2 separate regions of the Homo sapiens genome follow, and region 1 is linked to region 2. The links are chromatin loops, found by intact Hi-C in ENCODE. Cell type or tissue: left lung. All regions are shown on one strand. Each heading gives the region's core, and the rest is flanking DNA. Links, peaks and the distances in the headings are about the cores only.

The links. A loop is a pair of places that touch in the nucleus more often than their neighbours do. Peaks named below come from ENCODE experiments on the same cell type or tissue, not always from the same donor. Only the 100,000 strongest peaks of a DNase experiment are listed, where the experiment ranks them.
Region 1: a loop joins it to region 2, with 9 times the contacts of the local background. A loop is called at or near these places in 106 of 110 quality-filtered maps.

What each region holds. Positions count from the first base shown.
Region 1 is chr6:31,188,154-31,193,371 of GRCh38, forward strand. No RefSeq gene overlaps it. Among named protein-coding and RNA genes, the nearest start is that of PSORS1C3, 4.4 kb to the left of the region's middle. RefSeq lists an enhancer at 2,238-2,739. In left lung, for the core only: no CTCF peak of the experiment used is centred there; no DNase peak of the experiment used is centred there.
Region 2 is chr6:31,134,987-31,140,469 of GRCh38, forward strand. It overlaps PSORS1C1 (psoriasis susceptibility 1 candidate 1), which reads left to right. Exons shown (of 6, transcript NM_014068.3): 4 at 3,444-3,473; 5 at 3,670-3,793; 6 at 4,655-5,106. The coding sequence ends at 4,946. It overlaps PSORS1C2 (psoriasis susceptibility 1 candidate 2), which reads right to left and starts at 4,080. Exons shown (of 2, transcript NM_014069.3): 1 at 3,986-4,080; 2 at 2,548-3,320. The coding sequence starts at 4,040. The coding sequence ends at 2,965. RefSeq lists an enhancer at 2,600-3,580. In left lung, for the core only: CTCF peaks have their summits at 2,608 (motif pointing right) and 2,810; a DNase peak (open chromatin) is centred at 2,655.

The sequences.
Region 1 (5,218 bases), core at 219-5,218, 53 kb after region 2:
AGCTCTGCTTCCCGGGTTCATGCCATTCTCCTGCCTCAGCCTCCCGAGTAGCTGGGATTATGGGTGCCTGCCACCACGCCTGGCTAATTTTTTTGTATTTTTAGTAGAGACGGGGTTTCACCATGTTAGCCAGGATGGTCTCGATCTCCTGACCTTGTGATCCGCCTGCCTCAGCCTCCCAAAGTGCTGGGATTACAGGCTTGAGCCACCGTGCCCGGTGTGCCCTGCTAATTTTTTGTATTTTTTTTTTTTGAGATAGAGTCTCGCTCTGTCGCCCAGGCTGGAGTGCAATGGTGTGATCTGGCTCACTGCAATCTCCACCTCTCGGGTTCAAGTGATTCTCCTGCCTCAGCCTCCCAGGTAGCTGGGACTACAGGCATGTGCCACTACGCCCAGCTAATTTCTTGTATTTTTAGTAGAGATGGGGTTTTACTGTGTTAGCCAGGATAGTCTCGATCTCCTGACCTCGTGGTCCACTGGTCCACCTGCCTTGGCCTCCCAAAGTACAGGAATTACAAGCGTGAGTCACCACACCCAGCCAATTTTTTGTATTTTTAATAGAGATGAGGTTGCACCATGTTGGCCAGGCTGGTCTTGAACTCCTGACCTCAGGTGATCCTTCCACCTCGGCCTCCTAAAATGCTGAGATTACAGGTGTGAGCCACCACACCTGGCACAATTATCTTATTTATTATCATTATTATTTTTGAGACGGAGTTTTGTTCTTGTTGCCCAGGCTGGAGTGCAATGGCACAATCTCAGCTCACCGCAACCTCTGCCTCCTGGGTTCAAGTGATTTTTCTGCCTCAGCCTCCTGAGTAGCTGGGATCACAAACCCCTGCCACCACCCTCGGCTAATTTTGTATTTTTGGTAGAGACAGGGTTTCTCCATGTGGGCCAGGCTAGTCTCAAACTCCTGACCTCAGGTGATCCGCCCACCTCGGCCTCCCAAAGTGCTGGGATTACAGGCATGAGCCACAGCCCCCGGCTACTTTTTATTATTAACATTAAAATATTTTTGTTTAATTAATTTATTTATTTTTAAAATTATTATTATTACTTTTTTTACTTTAAGTTCCAGGATACATGTGCAGAATGTGCAGGTTTGTTACATAAGTATACATGTGCCATGGTGATTTCTGCACCTATCAACCTGTCATCCAGGTTTTAAGCCCCGCCTGCATTGGGTATTTGTCCTAATGCTCTCCCTCCCTTTGTCCCCAACCCTATTTTATTTTTTTGAGACAGAGTCTCCCTCTATTGCTCAGGCTGGAGTGCAGTGGTGTGATCTCAGCTCACTGCAACTTCCACCTCCCAGGGTCAAGCGATTTTCCTCTCTCAGCCTCCTGAGTAGCTGGGACTACAGGTACACACCACACACCTGGATGATTTTTGTATTTGCTTGCAGAGACAGGGTTTCGCCAGGCTGGTCTCAAATTCCTGACCTCAAGTGATCCACCCACTTTGGCCTCCCAAAATGCTGGGATTACAGGCGTGAGACACCGTGCCCAGCAAAAATATTTTTATTTTAAAATTTATTAAATTTATTAAAATTTTATTTTAAAATTTCACCATTTACAAAAAGTGAAATGATCAGATCTTTAGCAAATCCATCAATGAATTTTGACAAGTACATGTCACCCACACCCCTGTCAAGATATAGAAAGTTCTCTTTGCCCTCTTTGATTCTGCCCTACCCCTGAGTAGCCATGGATCTGATGACTATCACTATAGAGCAGTTTTTCCTAATTTTTTTTTTTTTTTGAGATGGAGTCTCACTCTGCCACCCAGGCTGGAGTGCAATGGCACGATCTCGGCTCACTGCAACCTCTGCCTCCTGGGTTCAAGAGATTCTCCTGCCTCAGCCTCCTGAGTAGCTGGGAGTACAGGTGTGAGCCACCATGACTGGCTAATTTTGTACTTCCAGTAGAGATGGGGTTTCGCTATGTTCACCAGGCTGGTCTCAAACTCCTGACCTCAGGTGATCCACCCGCCTCGGCCTCCCAAAGTGCTGGGATTACAGGTGTGAGCCACTGTGCTGGGCTGCCTGTTTTAAAACTTCCTATAAATGCATGCATAGGTATGGCCTCTTTTGTGTCTGGCTTTTTGTATTTGGCATAATATCTATGTAATCCATCCATGTTGTTGCACCTATCAGTAGTTCATTCTTTCTTTAAAAAAAATTTTTTTTTTTAAATTTTGAGACAGTCTCACTGTCTTAGGCTGCAGTGCAGTGGTGAGATCTCAGGTCACTGCAACCTCCACCTCCCAGGTACAAGCATTTCTTCTGCCTCAGCCCCCTGAGTAGCTGGAACTACAGGTGTGTGCACCACCACGCCTGGCTAATTTTTGTATTTTTAGTACAGATGGGATTTCCCAGCTACTCCAGAGGCTGAGGCAGGAGAATCACTTGAACCCAGAAGGCAGAGGTTGCAGTAAGCCGAGATCGCACCACTGCACTCTAGCCTGGGCGGCAAGAGTGAAACTCTGTCTCAAAAAAAAGCCAGGTGTTGTGGCTCACACCTGTGGTCCCAGCTAGTGGGGAGCCCAAGAGTTCAAGCCTTCAGTGAGTGGTAGTCATACTAGTATACCCCAGCCTGGGTGACAGAGTGAAACCTTGTCTCAGAAAGAAAAAAAAAACAAGATGAAGGAAAGCATATGTAGTTTGCTAAAATTTATGTGGAAAGAGGGAAATTATATGTATATACACACACACTTATATTTGCTTGCATATGCATAAAACGTCTAAGTTTGTTTGGTTTTTTTGGGACAGAATCTGACTGTCACCCAGGCTGGAGTGCAATGGTGCAATCTCAGCTCACTGCAACCTCCGCCTCCCGGGTTCAAGTGATTCTTCTGCCTCAGCCTCCCAAGTAGCTGGATTACAGCCTTCTGCCACCATGCCCACTAATGTTTTGTATTTTTAGTAGAGACAGGGTTTTGCCATGTTTTCCAGGCTAGTCTCGAACTCCTTACCTCAGGTGATCCGCCCGCCTCGGCCTCCCAAAGTGCTGGAATTACAGGCGTGGGCCACCAAGCCCGAACAAATGTCTTAAGTTTGTTTTCTTTCTTTCTTTAATTAATTAATTTATTTATTTATTTTTCGAGACGGAGTCTTGCTCTTGTCGCCCAGGCTGGAGTGCAATGGCAAGATCTCGGCTCACTGCAACCTCTGCCTCCCGGGTTCAAGTGATTCTCCTGCCTCAGCCTCCCAAGTAGCTGGGATTACAGATGCCCACCACCACACCCGACTAATTTTTGTATTTTTAGTAGAGACGGGGGTTTCATCATGTTGGCCAGGCTGGTCTCGAACTCTTGACCTTGTAATCCACCTGCTTCGGCCTCCCAAAGTGCTGGGATTACAGGCTTGAGCCACTGCACCCGGCCAAGACAGAGACTTTTTGCCTTTTGAACCTTTTGAATTTTTAACCAAGTGAAAACACAAAAGGTAATTCCAAGGAGGAAAAAAACCCAAAAAACTCATAGTGAAAATTTAAGAAAAAAACTCAGCCTGATAGAATTCTCTTACCTTCATTAAGAGAAAACAAAAATTGTAGCTGGGGCCAGGCGCGGTGGCTCACGCCTGTAATCCCAGCACTTTGCGAGGCAGAGGCAAGCGGATCACGAGGTCAGGAGATGGAGACCATCCTGGCTAACACGGTGAAACCCTGTCTCTACTAAAAATACAAAAAATTAGCCAGGTGTGGTGGCGGGCACCTATAGTCCCAGCTACTCAGGAGGCTGAGGCAGGAGAATGGCGTAAACCCGGGAGGCAGAGCTTGCAGTGAGCCAAGATCGTGCCACTGCACTCCAGCCTGGGTGACAGAGCGAGACTCCATCTCAAAAAAAAAAAAAAATTGTCTAAAAATTATATCACTCCTTTTTTTTTTTTTTTTTTTGAGATGGAGTCTTGCTGTGTTGGCCAGGCTGGAGTGCAGTGATGCAATCTTGGCTCACTGCAACCTCTGCCTTAAGAGCTCAAGCAATTCTCTTGCCTCCTGAGTAGCAGGGACTACAGTTGCATGCCACCATGCCCAGCTAATTTTTGTATTTCTAGTAGAGATGGGGTTGCACCATGTTGACTAGGCTGGTCTTGAACTCCTGACCTCAAGCGATCCACCGTGGCCCACCCTCAGCCTTTCAAATTTCTGGCATTACAGGCATGAGCCACTGCTCCCAGCCAAACCGCAGTCTTTACAAGGGATTCTTTTTTTTTTTTTTTTCTGATGGAGTTTTGCTGTTGTTGCCCAGGCTGGAATGCAAGGATGCAATCTTGGCTCACTGCAACCTCTGCCTTCCATGTTCAAGTGATTCTCCTGCTTCAGCCTCCCCAGTAGCTGAGATTACTGGTGCATGCTACCACACCCGGCTAATTTTTAGTAGAGATGGGGTTTCACCATGTTGGCCCGGCTGGTCTCGAACTCCTGACCTCAGATGATCCACCCTCCGCGGTCTCCCAAAGTGCTGTGATTACAGGTGTGAGCCACCATGCCTGGCCTTTACAAGGGATTCTAATGGTCTAATGCGACAGTTGTGGCTTCAGTGAGCTCAGGGTGCCCTCTGGTGTCCATGTGGGCCCAAGGATGTGATATTTAGAAAAAACACTTGTAATTCTGGGGGACATGTAATTGAAGCCACTTGCCAACTTTTCAAGATTCTTATTTATTTATTTATTTTTTTTTTTGGAGACAGAGTCTCGCTCTGTTGCCCCATCTGGAGTGCAGTGGTGCAATCTTCTCGGTTCACTGCAACCTCCGCCTCCCTGGTTCAAGCGATTCTCTGCCTCAGCCTCTGGAGTAGCTGGGACTACAGGTGCATGCCACCATGCCTGGCTACTTTTTGTATTTTTTGCAGAGACAGGGTTTCACCATGTTGGCCAAGGTGGTCTGGAACTCCTGGCCTCAAGTGATCCATTGGCCTTGGTCTCCCAAAGTGCTGGGATTACAGGTGTGAGCCACCATGCCCGGCCTTTTTATTTTATTTTATTTTATTTGAAACAGAGTCTCACTTTTTTGCCCAGGCTGGAATGTTGGTGGCCTGATCTCTGCTCACTGTAACCTCCACCTCCCGGGCTCCAGCGATCCTCCCACCTCAGCCTCCCAAGTGGCTGGGATTACAGGCGTGCGCAACCAAAGATTCTCATTCTTAGCCCATTCTGTTATCCCTATGAGTCTGCTAATAGTTGTCATACTAGGTCACCCTGTATTTGGATCAGAAG
Region 2 (5,483 bases), core at 262-5,261:
CTTAAATTTTCTGTAGAAACAGTTTTGCCATGTTGCCTAGGCTGGTCTCAAACTCCTGGCCACAAGCAATCCACCCGATTCGGCCTCCCGAAGTGCTGGTATTACAGGCATGAGCCACCTTGCCCAGCCCCTTGCACATTTTTAAGTCAACATTTAACATTTGTAATAATTTAATAGCATTCCAAAGGGTATGCTTTTCAAGGAATTGCAAATACATGTTAAAAATCACATCACTATTTATGTATTTATTTATTTATTTATTATTTTTGAGATGGAGTCTCACTCTGTCTCCCAGGCTGGAGTGCAGTGGTGCGATCTCGGCTCACTGCAACCTCTGCCTCCCAGGTTCAAGCAATTCTCATGCCCTAGCTTCCCGAGTAGCTGGGATGCCCAGCTAAGTTTTTTGTATTTTTAGTAGAGACAGAGTTTCACCATTGTCCAGGCTGGTCTTGAATTGCTGACCTCAAGTGATCTGCCTACCTCAGCCTCCCAAATGCTGGGATTACAGGCGTGAGCCACCATGCCTGGCCATGTCAGTTTTTAAAATTAAAAACAATTTGTTGTGCTCAGTCTGTCGGAGACTGCACGTCACTCTAAGTGTAGCAAATTGAATATAATGCCATAGAACTTTCATATCTGTTAGCATCCTTTTAAAAAATACGTGAACAAGCCCTTGAACAAGTGTTAGAAACAGTTATTCTATTTGTATTGCAATTATTGCAGTTAACCAAAACTAGGAATATTCACAAGGATTAAACATAAAAAGTTGGTCAGGCGCGGTGGCTCGTGCCTGTAATCTCAGCACTTTGGGAGGCCAAGATGGGCCGATCACTTGAGCTCCGGAGTTTGAGACAAGCCCGGGCAACACGGTAAAACCCCATCTCTAAAAACAAAACAAAACTAAACTAAACAAATACAAAAAATTAGTCAGGGGTGGTGCACCTGTAGTCTCAGCTACGCCAGAGGCTGAGATAGGAGGATTGCTTGAGCCCAGGAGGTTGAAGCTATACGAGCCATGATCGTGCCACTGCACTCCAGCCTGGATGACAGATGGAGACCCTGTCTCAAACAAACACACAAAAAGACATGAAAAGTAACTTATTGAAAATGCATCTCTTGGCCAGGCGTGGTGGTTTACACCTGTAATCCTAGCACTTTGGGAGGCCAGGGCAAGCAGATCCCATGAGATCAGGAATTCGAGACCAGCCTGGCCAACATGGCAAAATCCCATCTCTACTAAAAATAGAAAACTTATCTGGGTGTGGTGGCACACACCTGTAATCCCAGCTACTCGGGAGGTTGAGGCAGGAGAATCACTTGAATCCAGGAGGCGAAGGTTGCAGTGAGCTGATATCTGTCGTGCCACTGCACTCCAGCCTGGGCGACAGAGAGATAATACGTCTCAAAAAAAAAAAAAAAGAAAAGAAAGAAAATGAATCTCTTAATGAGATGGGAAAGGTTGATTTGTTTCCTATTGACCTTTGGCGGCTCTGGGAAGGGCACTCTGGTCAGGCCCAGGACAAGCAGGAGATTCATTCTAGCGGGGGGCACATATTAATCTGGAAACTGATTCCCTTAAAACTGGTCCTGCCGACACACCCCTGGGAAGGTTTGCATATACCACTAGGGGTATCCAAGCCATAGGCCATTAAACAGAGATGAAACTTGCCTTCCCATTCTTTAATATAGTGTTCTCAGAAAGGGAGAAATGTGGGCCTGAATGTTATTGTGACTTGCATAGTGACATTTCCAACCCTCCTCCTGCTAAGCCCCAGAGCCTTACATGCTGGACATGGGCAAGATAGGAACTCAAGTTACTTCCAGGTCTCCGTAAGTTTAGGACTGTGAAGAGGGCATCCTAATAGTCAAAAACATAAGTGTTGGCCGGGCACGGTGGCTCACGCCTGTAATCCCAGCCCTTTGGGAGGCCGAGGTGGGCAGATCACGATGTCAGGAGTTCGAGACCAGCCTGGCCAACATGGTGAAACCCCATCTCTACTAAAATACAAAAATTAGCCGGGCATGGTGGTGCGCACCTGTAATCCCAGCTACTCAGAAGGCTGAGGCAGGAGAATGGCTTGAACCCGGGAGGCGGAGGTTGCAGTGAGCCGAGATCGTGCCATTGCACTCCAGCCTGGGCATAGAGTGAGACTCCGTCTAAAAAAAAAAGAAAGAAAAAGAAGAAAGAGGCCGGGCGCTGTGGCTCACGCGTGTAATCCCAGCACTTTGGGAGGCCCAGGCGGGCAGATCACGAGGTCAGGAGATCGAGACCACTCTGGCTAACACGGTGAAACCCCGCCTCTACTAAAAAATACAAAAAATTAGCCTGGCGTGGTGGCGGGCGCCTGTAGTCCCAGCTACTCGGGAGGCTGAGGCAGAATAGCGTGAACCCGGGAGGCGGAGCTTGCAGTGAGCCGAGATCGTGCCACTGTACTCCAGCCTGGGCGACAGAGCGAGACTTCGTCTCAAAAAAAGAAAAAAACAAATAAATAAAAATAAATAAAAAAGACCCTAAGTGTTAGTTAAAGCAGCAGCCTAGATTCAGAATTAAGAAAACATGATTTTTATTTTTCCGTTTCATGGAAGCAGCAGCTGTCTACTGATAGTTCCTGCCGCCGGCCACCAGGTGGCAGAAGGGAACACAGTACCATAGCCCTGCCCCAGCGATCGCGCGGGCAGGAAGACCGGGTGGGAGGTAGGTGCGGCCGAGGCCTGGAGGCGAGGTAGGAGAGTAGGCTTAGGCTGTCAGAGGAAAAAACGGGCGATGTGAGGACTAAGTATGGATCTCAGGAGGGGACAGGAAATATTGAGAACACCACCTTACGGGTTCAGAATAAAACCGAGGGAATGAGGAAGAGGTTTAAGGAGACAGGCTAAATTGGGAAGAATTCACGGGGAATCAGAGGGTGGAGAGGGCGTGGGTGCCTGGAGATGCCTGGGAACAGAACGGCTGAGGGGACTCCATTATCTGTACTCTTCCCGGGGTGGGTCTAGGTCTGGCTCCTCCTGAGGTCGGTTGTCCACCTCAGGGGCAGGAGGCCAGGGGTTTTCTGGGGGCTGGGGTCCTGCCGGCCAAGGGTCGTCAGGCCGGGGAGGTTGAGGAGGATCCGTTCTAGGCGGTTCAGGGAGCCAGACTCCAGTTTCAGGCAGGTCTCTCCAGGGACGACTGGGGCGGGTAGGCGGAGGATCTTCAAAGAGAGGGGGTGCCCCTGGCCAAGGGTCACCGGGGACTGGGGGGCCCTGAGGCAATGTTGGGGAGCCTGCCTCCTCTCGGTCCTCTGCGGGTGGGTGAGAGGGGTGGCCCTCGCTGCCTGAGATGCCTGTAAAGGAGGAAGGAGAAAGGTAAGAGGTGGTGAGGGCTTCTCTCCCCAGCCCCACCCAGCCCCAGCCCCAGGAGGAGGAGCCTGTCTGGATGGACGCAGCCTGAACTGACCCACAAACAGACCAAAAAAGTCACTCTCAAAGAGCTCTCGGTAGGTTTGTAAATACTTAACTGATGGTAAAATGTCATGAACCCCTACCCCCGATGGATCTGAACCGTTCACTTGACCCACTTTAAACTGACCAGACTTCTCCAAATAAGCTCCATCCACCCCTGGTTGGGGTACCCCACTAGCTTTGTCCTCAGGCCAACCTGCAACCCAAAGTGGGTTACACCTTGGCCCCCAGGCACACAGACCCCAGCTTTACAAGGACCCCAGCTCCTTAACACAGATCCCAGCTCCGAGGAAACTCGTCCCCCCCACGTTAATCCTGACCGACTTTGCCACATGGAGCCAGCAAACCATTTCTGGTGAGAGCCAAATGCACCTTCTGCACCATGTCCCCCACCCAATGTGTCCAGAAAGCCATTTCTGGTGAGCCAGATGCACCTTCTGCGTCCCCTGAATTCCTGTCCCCAACCCCATGCGTCCAGTTCACCTCCGCCATCTTGAGTATCCCTCATCACCCCAAACTGCAGTCCCTGCCTCTGTTCCCACCTCACCTCTGGTGTGCAGGCAAAGGACCAGGATCCCCAGGAGCTTCCAGTTGAGGATCATGGCTATGTACTGGCCCCCAAAGCTGGGGTGGGCTGAGTCTGGGTGCCTGGGAACCCCAAGAGGCTTTATAGGGGAGGAGTGGAGGAGGGACCAGCCCAGTGGCACAGGAATACCATCAGAACAGAACTGGTCAAACCCGTTGGGAAGGCCTGGGCTGATGTGTCACCCCTGAAGGTGGCGTCCCTTATTTTAGTCCTCCAGCCCAGGACCCAGCTGCCTGCTCTCCCTATCATGACCCAGAGCCTGCGTCACCCCACCCTGGTTTTCACACCCTCCATCCACATCCTGGAGCAGTCAATACCCACTTGGCATCTCCGTAATCACAGAGATGTCCACCTTCATCCCTTGCAACTATTGGAAGCCAAAGAATGGGAGCAAACCACGCGATGGGCGTTGGGAAGCACCGTAATTACAGGGTTGGGAGGCAGGATGCCTGCGCTGAGGGAGGAGGTGCTTTTCAAACCTGGGATGCAGCTGGGACAGTGTCAGCTACTACCCCAGCCTCCCCACTCACCCCCGCACTGAAAGCTCCCCCTGGGGCTTCGTGCTTTCCTGGGCACTTCCCTTCCCCCATGGGATCCAGGCATCCTGCTCTCCACCATGTCCTTCTTCAGGCATGCAGGGGACCTCCAAGCAATGATATCCAAGGAATTCCATCTGGCAGCCACCCAGGATGACTGCAGAAAAGGAAGGACACAGGAGGATATCCTGGTTCCCTCTTCCCACCCAGAGCTGTTTGCATCAGTCCTGCCAATGGCTCCGGAAGAAGCTGCCAGGCTCCAGCAACCTCAGCCCCTTCCTCCTCCCTCAGGAATCCACCTATCCGCCTCTAGGACCTTGGCTCCAACTCTATTGTACTCGTCTCCTCCCTCCCATTCTCCTTTTGGTCTCAGCTCCTTGATCTAAGCCTCCCAGAGAGACCCCTAGAACGTTTCCCTCAAGGACCTTTCTGCCTGGAAGTCTGTTAGCCTTTCAGAAGTAACATGTCCAAAATAAAATTTGATTCCTCCCAGGTTGTTCCCTGCCTGGTCCGCTACCCCACAGTAAGGAACACCTTATTATGCAATGGCGTGATCTCATCTGTTCCCTCCAGGGCTCACCCAGAAACCTTCGTTACACTCCTCCACCATCCACCTGCAAGCCCCTCCACACCCTGTCCAAACCCAGCCCATCATCCTGAGCCACCATCTCCCCTGAGCCTCCCCAACACCCTTCTAATTGGCCCCCTTGCTCCCACTGTTTATCCCTCCCCCTCACACAAAGCCTGTCCTCCACCAGCAAAAGAGGTCTTAAAATATACATCACGCGGGCCTGGTGTGGTGGCTCGCGCCTGTAATCCCAGCACTTTGGGAGGCCGAAGCGGGCGGATCACCTGAGGTCGGGAGTTCAAGACCAGCCTGACCAACATGGAGAAACCCCGTCTCTACTAAAAATACAAAAATA